Regions from separate parts of the Homo sapiens genome. Here regions 1 and 3 are each linked to region 2. The links are chromatin loops, found by intact Hi-C in ENCODE. Cell type or tissue: left ventricle myocardium inferior. All regions are shown on one strand. Each heading gives the region's core, and the rest is flanking DNA. Links, peaks and the distances in the headings are about the cores only. Region 1 overlaps KCNK17 (potassium two pore domain channel subfamily K member 17). Region 2 overlaps DNAH8 (dynein axonemal heavy chain 8). Region 3 overlaps DNAH8 (dynein axonemal heavy chain 8).

Region 1 (6,148 bases), core at 23-5,022, 330 kb after region 2:
ACCTGTCTGAACCTCCTTCACCTGTGAGATGGGGAATACGACTGCGCCCCCTTGGCTTTTAGGATGAAGTCCAAATCCTCAAGGCCCTCTGCCCGCTTCTGCAGCACACCTCTCCCCTCTGACTGCCTGGTCATTCTGGTCTTTTTCCCGTTTCCCCATCTATCATTCTTTCTGCCTCTGGGCTTTTGTACTTATGGCCTCTCGGCTCCAAATGCTCTTCATTTTCCATTTTTCTTGGCCTGGTTACCTTCCCTCATCCTGCAGACCTCAGTTCAGACATCACTCCCTACAGACCACGTTGGGTTCCTCTGTTACACGTGCTGCTTTCATGGCCTATGTGTGTCTGCTGGGAAAGTTACTTCCTCATCTGTAAAATGGAGACAGTAAGAGTCCTCCTCCTATGACTGTTGGGAGGATCACATGGGCTGATGCAGCTCAAGTGCTCAGAATGGTGCCTGGTACATAACAGGTGCCCAAGATCTATAGGTGGTTGCTTGTTTCACTCACCATCGGACACCCCCAACGAAGTTGGTGCTGGGTAAGTATAGCTGAGGGAGGGGACTGATGGGAGCTGCTGTGAGTCTTAGATAAATCTTGCCAAGGATTTGCCCTATCATTTAGTACCCTCCCTGGAGGTCTGTGCTGCCTCCCTCATCAGATTGGAATCATTCAAAGGGTAGAGCTCTCCCCTCCTATTCCTTCGTCATCCTTTTCTGTCTTTGCTCCCTGTACCATGCCTCTGTCTACTCCTCATCCTGTCCTGCTGGCCCCAAGACAGCCTCTCTCTCCAGGTCCCCCAAGGCTGGGCCCCTCTCTAGGACCCCCACATGGGGATGAGGCTGCCACCTGGGAGCTGACCTGTGCTGCCTGGCAGGAGCTGGGATTGGATTAGGCTGATTGGGTTATGGGGCTATGATTCCGCTGATGGTCCTAAATGAGATCAGGCACTGAGCCGGCTCTCTGGCCCTGCCACCCGCCAGCTTGGCTTGCTCCTGGTGACAGAGGGGAGGAGGCGCTCTTCTCCGTTTTTATTTCATTTTTTTAAGCTGAAATCATAAGTGGCAGGAGACCTGGCAGCTGGCAAGGCGCTCAACTGAGCTGCAAATGCAATTGGGAGGCGCCAGGCTATGGGGCTGGGGAGGAGTAGCCGGATGGGACCTGGGGGCGGCTCTGGCCACAGCCTTCAGGCAGAGGAGTGGCTGTGAAGACAGCGCCTCTTGTGGCTGCTGATGCAGGGATGTGAACACCCAGTAGCCAACTGGTGGACCTCAGTATCCCCATCCAAGAAAGGGGTTGTCCCTGTTACTGGAGGACAAGGAGACCTGAGAGGTTTGAGGAATAGGCATGGAAGACTCTGAAACATGGGTGGTGTGAAGGGCCCAGGCTTGGGAGTTTATCCTAGATTTGCCCTGACTTACTTGCTCTATGACCTTATGCAACTCCCTTCCCTCCTCCAGGCCTCAGTGTCTCCATCTGTATAAGGAAGATCCCCTGCAGGTGAAGCAGTTGGGGCTCTTATTGTGGTGACCTGCTACGAGGCACTGCCATGACTGCAGAGGGGCCCAGGAGGTAGCAAGTCTCCATAGATGTGGTGAAGGGAGAAGCTCTGCCAACTGCAGTGGCCGCTGGGCAGGAGTGTTCTTGCCCATCCTTGCCCCAGGCCTGGGCAGTCCCTCTGGGCTTAAAGTTTGGACTAGATCTCCTCAGTCAGATTGTATTGGTAGGAGGGGGGTTACAGAATTTGGACTAGATCTCCTCAGTCAGATTGTATTGGTAGGAGGGGGGTTACAGATTTTGGACTTTATCCTAAAACTATGGGAAAACAATGAAGTTCTTCAGAGGAGCTGGGCAGGTGACATCATAGCCTTTGTAATTTTTAAAGGTCATAAGAGCCAACAGGGGACAAGGAGAGAAGCTGCACAAGTCCCTGGGTGCCATCCTTATTATGCTCTGTGTAAGTAGCAAAACTATAGGATTGTGCAGTGCCCAACCTGTGCAGCTATATGCAACAACCCTGCCTGAACTAGGGAAATGGCAGTGGAAATAGAGAAGAAATGACAGATCTAAGAATCATACTCTGAGCTGCGAGGGTGCAGGTATGGCCCTTGGAGCTACTGGGCTCAGCTGTCCTGGGACATATCTCTCTACTCTGAGGGTAAAGGTGGGAACATGACCCAGTTGGAAGAAATCTTCCCAAGAATTTCCTTCCAGAGCAACAGACCTCCCAGGATGAGGGAGATCCAGAAGGGGGCAGTGTGAGGCCCCAACACCTGACCCCTCTTCCTGGGGACCTTGCAAACAGAGGCTAGAAGGCACTGAGGGGCTCTAGGGATTGCCTCATTTTATAGGCAGGAACACTGAGGCCCAGAGAGGAGACATTTTAGGTGGCCTGGAAACAGTATGAATTTTGGAGTCAAATAGATCAGGATTCACATCTTACTAGCTGTGCAGTCTCAGGCAGATGGCTCAGCCTCTCTGAGCTTCAGCTTCCTCCTCAGTAAAATGGGGGTGACAATTGTTGCTGTAGGTTGCCTGAGGAGTTAGCTGAAACTAACTTCATTCTTCCAGGCTGGGTTCTGTCGCTGAAGAAGTGAAGAAGGGCAAGGCCTCCTCCCCACATTAGGGTCTGGGATCAGAGGGAGTGCATGAAGCCGCTTGAGGCTGGCGCGGTAGTGGTGCCAGCGGCACCTTCAGGGACAGGAAGGGGCGGTGATGAGGCTGAGCTGGGGCGCAGCCACTCCGCCACGGCACAGAATGTCCCTCCACTGCCACCTGCTGGGCATCGGACTCAGCCTGATTATGCAAGGCTGGTGGCTTCTAGGGCCCTTGTCTTGCCTAGGTTGGGTTGTGCCACTGATTAAACCCACCCTGGGTCCACTGACCATGAGGCCCTTTCTTGCTGGCACTCAGAATCTGCCTGCCAACTGTTTTCCCACAGGGCTCTGGGGAGGCTGGGGTTCCAGGAGTCTCCCGGACCCTACTGTCTGATCCCCGGGTACTGTGATCTCCAGCCCCAGAGAAGTGGGACAGATTGGCCTTCCATAGGGAGAGAGTGAAGTGGGGAAGGGAGACCCTGGGGCAAGCATGGACCCCGGAGGGAGGCGGGGACTCCCGTCATGTGGAGAGCTCTAAGCACAATAGGTGGGCCCGCGGACGTGTTGGACCTCTCCGCGTTGGTCAAGAAGGGCCAGAGTGACCTCAGACCCGTCACACAACAAAAGCGGGTAGGACAGTGTCTCCGGATTTTGGGCCCAAAAGCCCCCACATGGCGTGCACACAGCAGGTGCGCCAGCTGCGGGAGCAGATGAGTGAGAGGTATAGGCAGCCGAATGTCCCCGCCAGCCCAACCGCCAGGAACTCTCACCAATCACGTAGTCGCCGAAGCCCACGGTGCTGAGGGTGATGAAGGCGAAGTAGAAGCCCTCTGTGTAGCTCCAGCCCTCCATGTGGGAGAAGAGCAGCGGTGGCAGCAGCAGGAAGAGCAGGAGGCCCGAGAGGAGGGCGCCAGAGCCCGCCAGCCACCGCGCCTTGTCAGGATCCTGTGGGTGCAACATTGTCCCCAGGCCTCCTGAGGCCTTCACCCCATGCGTGGGAGCCGAGGGAGCTGGAGGCAGGCCAGAGCTGTCCCCAGTAAGAAGGGGGCTCTTCACCTGGTCTGTGTTCTCCAGGTTCCCTGCCTGGAGCCTGTGCCTCATGTCCTTCCTGTCTGCCCAGTCCCACCCCATCTCCACCATTAATGCCCTTTTTCACTAAGGACCCTATTCTGAGCAGTGACCCCCAATCCCAACACAACCTCACCAGTAACACTTGCTCCCACCTCTTGTCATTAGTAACCCCAATTCCCACCACAGCCCCTCATTCTAGAAGTGACCCATCCCCACCCCGTCCAGCAGCCCCCTCACCTGCCAGGTGCCCCCCAGCCTGCTGGCCCAGTGGTTTACTCCCTGCTGCATGAGATGCCCCAGTCGGTTGAGCACCACGAGGTTGAGTGGGATCCCCACAAGGGCAAAGAAGATGCAGAAGAGGCGGGCAGCCATCGTGTTGGGGCTCAGGTTGCCATAGCCTGAGGTGAGAGGGGGCACTCAGGGGACATTTCCAGCCCAGCCCTGTCCACTCACCACCACAGCCCCACTCCTGGGCCCAACCCCCAGGGCCCTCATTCTAACCCACTGTAGATGTGGGCAGCTGATACTTACCAAGGCCCTCCTTTTCTGTGCTGGGCACTGTGCAGGGCACCCTGTACATTCATTCCCTCAGTTCACCCTCGAAACCACCCTTCCAAATCAGAATTATGTGCCATATTTTACAGGCTGGAGAAGCTCTAGGAGGCTAAGCTGCATGCATGAGCTCAAACCCACCAAATGTGAGTCTCCTCTTCCTCTCTTCATGTCCTCCCTCTCTGGATGGGCAGATGGATGCTGGAGGGGGCAGAGCCTCCAGCTGTTGCACTCTTAGGATCTACTGCACCATTCAGGCTGAGGCCATGCTGTCTCCACACTGCTCCCAGCCATGCTTGGGCACAGTGGGGCACTGAAGCTGGCCATCCCTGCCCAGTGTGGCACTCCTCTTTCAACCTTTGCTCTGGGATCCCCATGGCCTGGCCCAGACTTTCTGACAGCTGCAATGCAGAGAGCAGCTCTTCCCACACCAGTCTCCTTCCTTCCCTCTCTCCTTTCATAGGTATCAGGCCTGCTTGCAGTCTGAGGCTTTTGACATTAATTCCTGCTCCTTCTCTTTTATCCTTCAAAGGCTCCCCTCAATATATCTCTTGCGCATCTAATTCTGTCTTGATATCTGATTCCTGGAGGACCCAAACTAGCACAACGGGGCTCCCTCATAAAGCTCAGTGGGAGGGAGGGACAGACAGTAAGTCATCAGCTGCCTAGGGGAGGAGGTAGAAGTTGGGGGGGTGGTCTCTGATCCTCAAGATAGGGAGAGGGGAAGCTAGGGGAGGAAAAGATGTTCATAAAAGATTCTATCCATCTGGACATTCTTTTCTCCTCCAGCTCTGCCTCCACCCTTCTTGATCACCACCACTGTCTTGTCTTATTAAAATGCAAAACTGATTAGATCATCATTGAGGTTATAACCCTTCTTCAGTCTCCTGTCTGCTGGGGAAAGTCCAAGCTCTTGCCCAGCCTTTCTCTGAGACTCGTCTGGTGCCCCCGCTTCCCCAGCTCTAGCCACATTGCTGGCCTGCAGAACTCTCCAGGTCCACTCGTGCCTCTGCACCTTTGACCACAATGCTTCCTCTATGAAGAGAGTCTCTCCTCTTTACCCACATAAATATAAATGACCCTTCCAGTCCTCGACTCTCCAGTGCAGCTGCTCCTCATCCAGGGCCCCCTCCAGCACTCTCCCTTGCACTGTGTGAGAAAGATTTGTTTCCATGTCTGCCTCTTCCAAGTATATCAAGTATATGCTCTGAGCCCCTCAAGAGCAGGGACTGGGTCTTTTTTTTTTTTTTTTGAGACGTAGTTTCGCTCTCTTGCCCAGGCTGGAGTGCACTGGCACAATCTTGGCTCACTGCAAACTCCGCCTCCTGGGTTCAAGCTATTCTCCTGCCTCAGCCTCCCGAGTAGCTGGGATTACAGGCATGTGCCACCACGCCCAGCTAATTTTTGTATTTTTAGTAGAGACGGGGTTTTGCCATGTTGGCCAGGCTGGTCTCGAGCTCCTGACCTCAGGCGATCTGCCCGCCTTGGCCTACCAAAGTGCTGGGATTACAGGCGTGAGCCACCGCACCCGGCCTGGGACTGGTTCTTAATCACCATATTCTCAGCAACTGGCAAAGGATCTGACCCTTAATAGGTGCTCTTCACTACATATGTGTTGAATGCATAAAGAATGAGTGAATGAATGAATGAGGAAATACAAAAGTGAATGTGTAAGTAAATGAACAAATGCCTCTCATTTTGCCTCCTAGCACTGCCTAACATTCTTGCTTGCCCAGATGGGGTCACTGTGCCCACACACCCTAAACTCGTCTGTACTATATTGAAACCAATGTTTACATCCACCCCCACCTTACTGAGGGGTCCCAAGAGAGGTCAAACTATGTACAAGTACAGAGCATGTGCTTTGGAGTCTGCTGCACCTCCTAGGTTTGGATCCCAGCTCAGCTCCTTGCAGGCTGTGGGACCTTGGG
Region 2 (5,000 bases), core at 1-5,000:
GGAATAAACAGAAAATTAAATCTTTACAGAAGCGTCTGCTAAAACGCCGAAAAGGATTCTAACCAAAACTTACAGCAAAACTAAAAAATCCTTTTTCCCTACAAATACCTGTGATAGCATTGTAGTTGCCTCTCCCACCATTGATCTTGTTCCTCATTGTCTCCAAAGAATCTCAAACTCTCTAAAAGCCCACCATACGTGCCTTTTTCTCTCCCTTCCTGACCCCCAACCCACGCTTTTCCGGGTGGTGCCTCCAGGTCTCTGCTCCATGCATTTCTCTGATCCACACAACCAAAGGCCAGGCCTGTTTGAACAGCAAAGATTTTTTTTTTTTTTTAGAAACAATAGAAGGAGGCTATAATCATTCAGAAATTAATTTTTCATTCTAATCCTGCTGTAAGAGTTGTGTTTCATCATAGTGAACTTTCTCCTATGTTACAGAATGTAGAACTATCTCAATGGGGCAAGGACAAGAAGTACATGCTCGAAAGCTGATTCAGATGTCAATGCAGCAGGTATGTGACAAGAGACTGCTCCTGCTGCAACATTATTGCTAGAAACCCCACAATCATGGATGTTACCACATTCTTCTCGTGATGCTCAATCCTGGTTTTTCCATTTTTGTTTATCATTACCTGTGAATTTTAAACCTCAGTCTAGTTTCCTCCTGATATTCGCATGGAAAGCTTATTCCATTTTCTATAGTATATGCTCCATTTTACCTTCACCAATTTTTTGTTCGTTTTATGATTTGGGAGACACACCTTCTGATTTCTAAGAATGCATCTCTAGCAGTCTTGGAATTTCATGATCAATATGAATAGGTAGTACTTAAGGAGTGACAGATTGAGACAGTTAAATTTCCATTTTCAGTTAAAGGCAGACTTTCATTTTTCATTAACGGATCATTTCAGGCAAAGAAGGAATATTTAAGGATGCTATGTTTAAATACTGATAATGGTTTTCACTAATAATTGCAAGCTGAATGGAGTGTTGAGAGAGATTTCCCATCACACCTAATAAATACACAGGACATTAATTTTCTAGAAATGCTCTGTAGATAGCCATTTCAGCTGTAATAAGAAATTATACCATTTATAAAAATAAAATAAGATATTGGTTTATTTTTAAGCTTTTGATCTCAGAATGTCTGTACAAACTTTGGTGCAGCTTTTCCCTGGGAATTAATGACTAGAGAGGGTTAATGGGCTAAAACTCTGTTGGGTCATCAACTTTTCCAGCTAGTCATTAATTCTCAAATGCCCTAAGCCTCAATCTTTATCACTTAATTAAATTCAATAATTTATTTAATTTATACATGTATATCTCAAAGCAATTATACATAATTATTTTTACTCGGATCAAATGTTTCACTCTATTGAGTGATTTGACAGTTTAACTTTGGGCCTTAAATAATTTCTTTAGTTTCTGTGGGTGCAAAACTTTAATTTAAATACGGTGTTCATGTTAACTGTCTTTGGAATACTAGCCTTTATAACTTCCATGGTCTGTTTGTCAAAGTGGGGTAAGTATTGATTATATGGCATAATCAGAAAAGAAAACCAGACATGAGCAGGTGCAGCCATGTTGCCGCCTTGAGGGACACCATGTTTAGCATAAAGCTGGCATTGTGGAACACAGAGTGGGGAACCAGAAAGTAAGTGGGTCCATGATGACACAAACTAATCCTGAATGCTGTTTTCCTCTGAAACCCCAGTTGTATAGACGGCACATCCCCTTTACTAGTTAAGCCGGTGTGAGTTGTATTTTCGCTTACAGTTGAGACATGGTATATATGCCTTGCCATATATTTATCATGCTCACTATTTTGTAGTTTTATGTAGTTCAAGATAGCTGATTCCTGTATAAAGGTATTAAAATGTCTAGTAAAGAAACTATGTTCTCACAGGGCAGTGATGGTTTTGTGACATATTGTTTAAGGTAGTTTGTTTAATCAAGTATTTATTTAGAAAGTGCTTAATAAGTTATGTGGTTTCAGGAAAGTGTGGAGAGTGATGATAAAGAATAAAGCTTAGCATTATGGTAGTAAATGTCACCAAACGTATTGTCTCCAGCTTTCATGAGATCATGTGTATCTTTCTTTGTAACTATGAATAACTGTGAACCAGTCTTCTGGGTTTTGGGGGTGAGTCAGTTCTGATTTACCTTAGGCAGGACAACTTGTTACTGATTCCAAAATACCCGTTCCCACCATTAGATGGTGCACACACTGTACTTACACAAGTCTGCCTTCAAGTTTTAATTTCTGTTCCTTTCTGAACCAGGGGTGGCAGAATACAATCATTTTGAACCCACTTGATTCTAAGTAATTAGCTTGTACCAATTACTTGTACCATAGCAGGAGAAATGATTGTATTGACATATAATTTTTAAAAATGTGTTCAAAACAGAGTATTCACATGGTTTTTAAAAAAAGTGCACATTTTGTTTTATTAAAATCATAGCAAAAAGGTTACAAGAAATAAATATGAACTTATTTTTGGATACAGGGTGGTTGGGTATTACTACAAAATTGCCACCTTGGCCTGGAATTCATGGAAGAATTACTAGAGACGCTAATTACCACTGAAGCCAGTGATGATTCTTTCCGAGTATGGATAACTACGGAGCCCCATGATCGATTTCCAATTACATTGCTTCAGGTTTGTTACTAAACGTCTTTTCATCGAGAGTCATAGTAATAAAGATGACATCATTGACATTGTTGAAAGATGGGAACACAACAGGGCTTTTTGGTCCTGTAGGGTCTGGACTGCAAGATCTTATACTATAATACTATAATCATCAAAATCTTGACATCAAGGTTAGACTGTAGTAAATATTTCCATAGAAGAGCTCTAAGACTTAGTACTAATTTATTGAGTTTCAGCTCTGATCAATGTACTTAGTTTATACAATGCTGAACTTTGCCCCCACTTTATGTACCATAAGCATATTGTTTTCTGATATACAGGTTGAGCATCCTAAATCTGAAAATCGAAACCCGAAATGCTCCAAAATCTGAAACATTCTCAATGCCAATAGAATGCTCAAAGGCAATGCTCATATAACAATTTAATGCTAATATTCCAAAATCTGAAATTCAAAACACTTCCAGTCCCAAGCATTTCAGATAAAGGATATTCAGCCTAATATTGTAATTTCTATTTTATTCTTTATAGTAATTTATAGAAACAAAAGCACTGTTTTCTTTTCATGACAGACCTCTCTCAAATTCACTAATGAGCCACCCCAAGGTGTACGCGCAGGTTTGAAAAGAACATTTGCTGGAATTAATCAAGACCTTCTGGACATCAGTAATTTACCCATGTGGAAGCCGATGCTTTACACAGTAGCATTTTTACACTCCACTGTGCAGGTAACTGCAGAAAGCAGTTTTCACATTTAGGAGATGGCCAGTGGTGTGCTGAGGCCCCATTGGAGAGGCTTCCAGGAGGGTGCTATCCGTTGCCGCTCTGTCTCCTTACTCTCTTTTCCTTCATAGCACTTTCCCCACCTGGTATAGTGTATATTTGTTTATGTATTTTGTGTGTGCCCCCTGCCCCAACCCCCAACCCTGACTATTGGAATGTAAGATTCTCCAGGGTGAAGACTGTCTTTTCGTAACTGCTGACTCTCCTACTGTCACAACAGCACGCAGGGGATTGTCAGAGCTCAATAAATATTTGTAGAATGAGCTAATGGATTATAAAGATAGGAGCTTGGTTTTGAAAGTGCCTGTGCTGGCCAAGAATTTTATGTGCACCATCTCCTGTAATACTAACAACCACATTTCAAGATAGGATTATCACCATCCCAAAGATGTTAAGTACTCTTCAAATGTGGTTGCTAGGATTGGCTGAACTAGGATTGGCTGGCTCTGATTTATGTATTGTTTTGACTCTATTTATTACCTGATAGTAAAAGTGGTGGTGATGTTGGAGGAGGAGGAGGAACAGCAGCTCCCTGTCTTTCTCAAGTCATTTGCTGTTTGCTTTTACAGTCTTAGTACTGACGCAGTAATTTAATAATTTTATGATTACCAAGCAACTTGTCTGTTACGATTTTTTAAATTATTGTTAGTGTTTTGTTCTGCATCTGAATTTTATATTTTGTTCTGTAATTCAAAAGCTATACATTTTCAATGCACTGGATCCATTCCTTGATTTCACAGAGAATTGAAGAGATTCCTTTAAGCCCTACCTGGAGTTCTTTCTTTCCTGGGGTTGGGGTGAAGGACAAAATAAATCAGTTGGTCTATCCCAGGAGTCAGGCTTTTAGCTGTGTACAGTGATGGGCAGAACTTCACATTACCTCTCCCTGCCCTGTCCAAAGATGGAGGGGAACTTAATGCTCATCCCAGAAAATACTGTGTGTATTTACCCCTAATTCATTATCCCTACCACTTTACTAGGTTCCTGGCTGCCCAGGAGAGGGATGTGGTGTTTGTCTGCCTCCCAACACTGAGAAAGTTAAAATCAGATTAAATGCTTTGCTGGTGGTTATCTTTACTAAGTTCCATTGTGGCCTTTGGATTGTCAATTACAGCTTTCAAGTCACAGAAGCCTATTTCATACATTCTTATCTGGGAATTGTTCGCTTTGCTAGACCTTATCACATCCTAATACAAATATTGCTTTAACTCTGCTATTTCATTCCCAATTCACAAATAATATTTTATGATTGTGTTCCCAGTAGTGATGATTCAACTCTTCCACTGTGCTTATCATGGAGAGCTGGTTGGGGGTATTTGCCATATGGTTAATGTGGCAACCTGTGTTTTTAGTGGCCATTATCCAAGTGCTAAAGGGAAGAAGAGCAACAGGACCATGGTCCAGCCATGGGGCTAAAGTGCCCTTGCACTTAACACCACATGTGTTTGGGTTAAAACGGAGGAAAAATATTTTCACTGCTAGGGCGGTGAAGTTACCAGTGGAGTGTCCAGGAATAAAAGGCTGAATATCTCTTAAAATCAAATAATAGAGGGCTAGAAATAACAC
Region 3 (5,000 bases), core at 1-5,000, 100 kb before region 2:
GTGGGGTCTGGATGGCTAGCTTGTTTATTGTCACTTCACTTATTGGGGAATGGAGACTAGAGGTTGCAGGATTCCCCCATAATCACCATCAGCTGAGAAGAGGGGACAAAAATTTATAAGATTTTCTGGTGCCAAATCCACTGCTCCTGCCAGTATACCTCACTGCCTGTATGACCAACATGGACTGTAATGGAGGCTTAGACTCCCTAAGTCACCCAGGCTGGAGTGCAGTCTAAGCCTCCCTTAGATAATGGTATTTTGGAAATTCCTAGACAAGTACTCAAGAAAGCATCAGCAAAGCCCTAGAGAATAAAGAGAAATCATAAGGGGTCAGATGTTGGGAACAGGGCAATCTATGCATTAAAGACATTGCAAGCAAGGATTGGAGTCAGTGTACTCAAACCTACTGCTTATAAGAAAGGCTCAGAACACTGCCCTGATGGACTTTTGCAGCCATTGTTGGATGAAGTCATGCAGGGTTATGGCTATTTCCCCAATTTAAATAAAATATCCGTTCTTTAATTTCATGGGGTTGGGACTACAAATTATCATTTTTAAGGTTAATGCAAATGCCACTGTGAGAAGCAAAGATTCATGTGATAAAGTAATGAGGTCGTACTTTGGAGCAGTAGACTGGGGCAGGATTGTAGAACACATTGAATGCTAACGAACTTTGGGTACAATATAGATTCAGTGGTGATTGTATTAGTCTGTTCTCACACTGTTAATAAAGACAATTTATAAAGGAAAGAGGTTTGATGAACTCACAGTTCCACATGGCTGGGGAGGCCTCACAATCATGCTGGGAGGTGAATGAGGAGCAAAGTCACGTCTTTACATGGCGGCAGGCAAGAGAGCATGTGCAAGGGAACTCCCGTTTACAAAACCATCAGATCTTGTGAGACTTATTCACTATCATAAGAACAGCAGGGAAAGACTTGCCCCCATGATACAATTACCTCTCACTGGGTCCCTCCCACGACACGTGGGAGTTATGGGAGCTACGATTCCAGATGAGATTTGGGTAGGGACACAGCCAAACCATATCAGTGATATTCTGGAGAAAGTACTAGAGAATACAAGCCTGATTAGGAGAGTAATAAATGGTTCTCTGGGGATGAAGTGATAAGTACTATGCACATCCCAGCTAGCTGATAAATGTTTGTTGACTGAATGAGTAAATTTATTTTAAACTATGCCACCTTAGGTTGATGAAGATGAACCCCTGTTCCTCAGCTTAATCAATGACCTGTTCCCAGGACTGCAACTGGATAGTAATACTTATGCAGAACTGCAAAACGCAGTAGCCCATCAGGTTCAGATAGAGGGTTTGATTAACCATCCACCCTGGAACCTGAAACTCGTGCAGGTAAAGACATTTTAATCTATTATTAGTATAATGATAAGTATGTGTTAAACATTCCTGTCTGAATAGAAAAACTCATAGTTAGTCTTACTTGATGTAAATGTTAAATGAAAACATCATATATACATCATTGCAAAAAGAATACTTGGAAGGATGTGGTGGTCCTAGGAAGATAGTATGGATTTACCCTGCCTCACAGTAATCAAGCAGTAATTTACTGCAGTTTTTACTTATACCTGGTGACAATGTTGGGCGGAAATAGTAGGTTATAAAAACTCTAGGGGAACGGAACAACGCAGATGTCTTCTTGTGCCAATCTGATAGTACTGGCTGCAGCTGGGTGCCTCAGTGGAGTGCAGAGCCTGAGGAATCTGGGAGTGCTATTTTGCTCCTGCTTTGTGTGTGGACATGTTATATCCTTCACCTACACTAAAACCTGAATCTTTTGACTGCATATGTTGGTGTCTTTCTGTTCATCACATTTCATCCTTGTGACAACCATCTAACCACTTGATTGGATTACCAGTAGAATCAAGAACTTGTAGCAGAGACACAGGATTAAATCTCTATGAGCTTGATGCTTTGGGAATATTTTCCAGAGCTTTTGGAAAATTAAGGAGCTGAAATTGTGGACATTGTTGAAAACTGCATTTGAAATATTAATATAACGATTCTTATTTTAACTTACTGTTCTTGCCAGATTATAAGATGTGCAAGTATCTGAGATACATCCAAATCTTACAAAGAAATATGTGCATGGGGGAAAAGTCTTTTTCATCATTCATGTACTGGAAACCATTTTAAGAGTTTAAAAAATTTCTGGGAAAACATGATTTTATATATGATATGCATACAGTATACTGAGTTTTAAAATTCTTGCCATCTCAATGGGTGGCGACTAGAATTTTGGGTTCTTTGTTGATGTCAATAACATTGCTCTTGAACATGTCAGGAACAGTGCCTCTGTTGCTTTTAAACTATAGTTTACAATGGTAATACATTTCTGTCCAAAATGTTAGGAGAATAACTCACTCTCCCTCTGATCAGCTGTCAGACCTTTGACTTCTTAATTTTTTTAATGAGAAAACTGCAGACGGGATGTTATAGCAGCGGCTGTCCATGATCCTAGCATGTCTCCTCGAATCTCTTGTACCATTTCCACGTGCCCCTGCCCAGCTTCTGTGTGTTTTCGCTTCTAATAGCAAAAGGAGGCCTGGAGCCATTTTGTTGGCAGGCACAAAGAGTAGGTGCTGCACGGGAGTTTATTTCCCATCCACCCCCAAACAAACGTCTCTAAGAGTTGATGGAGTAGGAAAGTCAAGCTTGCCTGGTTCCAGGTGGAGCAATCTTTGAGGTGTAAGTTACACTCCAGTCTCCCGAGGGATCAGGCTCAAGTCTGTCCTCTACAGGGCTTTGTCCTCAATCACACCTTGCTTGGCTTCTTCCCATTCCTGTCCTGCTTTCCTCTTCTCTTACTGGTTTCTCCTGGGAGCACTACCTGAATAAATCACTTGCACAGGAATCCTCATTCATGATGTACTTCTGGGGAATTAGAAGGCCCCTTTGAAACGGATCTTCACTGTGATGCTCTGCGTTGCTGCTTTCCACCACTAAGGGGCGATATCATCACATTGGATGCCGAGAAAGTTTGCGCATGGAACAACTGCTGGTTATAGACCAACAAGCCAAAATCACAGGGAATCATCACGCAAGAAGCAAAAACTAGATGCTGAGTTAATTATTTCCAAAATGTAATTCAAGCTCCACATTGTTATTACTTTAGCACATATCGTTTTATAACGTGGTGCTCATTTGCTATGCACATCTAGTAAAACAACATTTTTTACAACTTAAAAATAGTGAACTAGTTACGTTAATGAAGAGCTTATTAAAGCCTTTAATCTTCAAGTAGCTACTATGAATGTCAGCAAGAGACTCATAAATTACATATTTTAATTTACTGGTTAATTGTGTAGTTATATGAGACGTCTTTGGTACGGCATGGCTTGATGACTCTTGGGCCCAGTGGTTCTGGAAAGACAACCGTTATCACGATTCTAATGAAGGCGCAAACAGAATGCGGAAGGCCTCATAGAGAAATGCGAATGAATCCAAAAGCCATTACTGCACCTCAGATGTTTGGCAGACTGGACACTGCTACCAATGACTGGACAGATGGGATTTTTTCTACTCTGTGGAGAAAAACATTAAAAGCTAAAAAAGGTATACACAAACCTCCTTTGTGATCATTTTTTCCCTGCTAGCGTATTAACACAGTATTTTTTTGATTTTTCCATTTTAATTACTTGCAAGTGAAAAGTGATTTTCTGTTTTAATTATTTTCAGGTGAAAACATTTTCCTCATTTTAGATGGTCCTGTGGATGCCATCTGGATTGAGAACTTAAATTCCGTTTTGGATGACAATAAAACTCTGACGTTAGCTAATGGAGATCGCATTCCCATGGCCCCTAGTTGTAAGCTTCTGTTTGAAGTCCACAATATCGAGAACGCCTCTCCTGCCACGGTTTCTAGGATGGGCATGGTCTATATCAGCAGCTCTGCTCTCAGCTGGAGGCCAATCTTACAGGTGGGGCAGAGAGATGGGAAGAAGAACCCTCAGAGTCTCTCCACGTTTCACTTTCTCAATAAACACAGATTCTGTTTCTTTGTTGCAGGCATGGTTGAAGAAACGCACTGCACAGGAAGCTGCTGTATTCCTGACACTGTATGAGAAAGTCTTTGAAGATACATACACATATATGAAGCTAAATCTCAATCCCAAAATGCAGCTCTTGGAGTGCAACTATATTGTGCAAGTAAGATTTTTTTTTGTACATTTACTACTTCGATTTTGATTTTTTTTTCACTCAGTTGCAGTTTACAGCCATCTGAAATAGAAAGTTCAGACAGTCCATAAAAATCATTTGATGATGTGGCTGTAAAAGCTCTGATAATTTTGATTTCTATTAAAGATCTTCTTAATGATCTTACTGTTTTCTCTATTATTTTCACTTCCCAGAGGGATGTTGTCAGAGGAAGGGGAATGAACTATCTTTCCCATTGTCAGGTTTAGTGACCTGTCCCATAAAGTGTGTATAATAATGACAGTCAATAAAATATAGTAATTAATTAAATTTTAAAATAAATAAAAAATAACACATACACCTACACACACACACACACACACACACACACACACACACACACACCCCTGCACTCCAGCTGGGGCGACAGAGTGAGACCCTGTCTCAAAATAAATAAATAAGTAAATAAAAATAAATAAAGTTGGTAGCTTCGTGGGAAAGAACAGAAAGGGGCCTGTTGCAATCAAGAAAACTTGGGAGGCAATTTTGGCTTTGGAAATTTAGCATATAACAGGTAAGGAAAATCTTTAAATAAAAATTATCTGACAAGTAGTTGTAGCATTGTTTTTTCCCTTTCTTCCTTCCTTTCCTCTTTCTTTCCCTTTTTCTTTTCTTTTCTTTCTTTCTTTCTTTCTTTCTTTCTTTTTCTTTCTTTCTTTCTTTCTTTCTTTCTCTTTCTCCTTCCTTCCTTCCTCCTTCTCTCTTTCTTTCTTTCTCTTTCTCCTTCCTTCCTTCCTCCTTCTCTCTTTCTTTCTTTCTCTCTCTCTTT

What was found. Peaks named below come from ENCODE experiments on the same cell type or tissue, not always from the same donor. Only the 100,000 strongest peaks of a DNase experiment are listed, where the experiment ranks them.
Region 1: it touches region 2 in a loop (3-fold over the local background); 81 of 110 quality-filtered maps call a loop at or near these places.
Region 3: it touches region 2 in a loop (2.4-fold over the local background); 2 of 110 quality-filtered maps call a loop at or near these places.

The regions. Positions count from the first base shown.
Region 1 is chr6:39,300,593-39,306,740 of GRCh38, forward strand. It overlaps KCNK17 (potassium two pore domain channel subfamily K member 17), which reads right to left. Exons shown (of 5, transcript NM_031460.4): 3 at 3,903-4,063; 4 at 3,365-3,539. Among named protein-coding and RNA genes, the nearest start is that of KCNK17, 11 kb to the right of the region's middle. RefSeq lists silencers at 1,193-1,292, 3,286-3,445 and an enhancer at 2,433-2,732. In left ventricle myocardium inferior, for the core only: CTCF peaks have their summits at 1,235, 2,782 (motif pointing left) and 2,981; a DNase peak (open chromatin) is centred at 2,749; H3K4me3 peaks cover 329 bases; H3K27me3 peaks cover 1,629 bases.
Region 2 is chr6:38,971,151-38,976,150 of GRCh38, forward strand. It overlaps DNAH8 (dynein axonemal heavy chain 8), which reads left to right. Exons shown (of 93, transcript NM_001206927.2): 83 at 442-515; 84 at 2,511-2,663; 85 at 3,224-3,379. Among named protein-coding and RNA genes, the nearest start is that of DNAH8-AS1, 21 kb to the left of the region's middle. In left ventricle myocardium inferior, for the core only: CTCF peaks have their summits at 2,237 and 2,452; no DNase peak of the experiment used is centred there; H3K27ac peaks cover 1,972 bases.
Region 3 is chr6:38,869,194-38,874,193 of GRCh38, forward strand. DNAH8 (dynein axonemal heavy chain 8) reads left to right here. Exons shown (of 93, transcript NM_001206927.2): 49 at 1,208-1,369; 50 at 3,343-3,589; 51 at 3,713-3,954; 52 at 4,043-4,183. Among named protein-coding and RNA genes, the nearest start is that of DNAH8-AS1, 81 kb to the right of the region's middle. In left ventricle myocardium inferior, for the core only: CTCF peaks have their summits at 2,960 and 3,164; no DNase peak of the experiment used is centred there; H3K27me3 peaks cover 2,127 bases.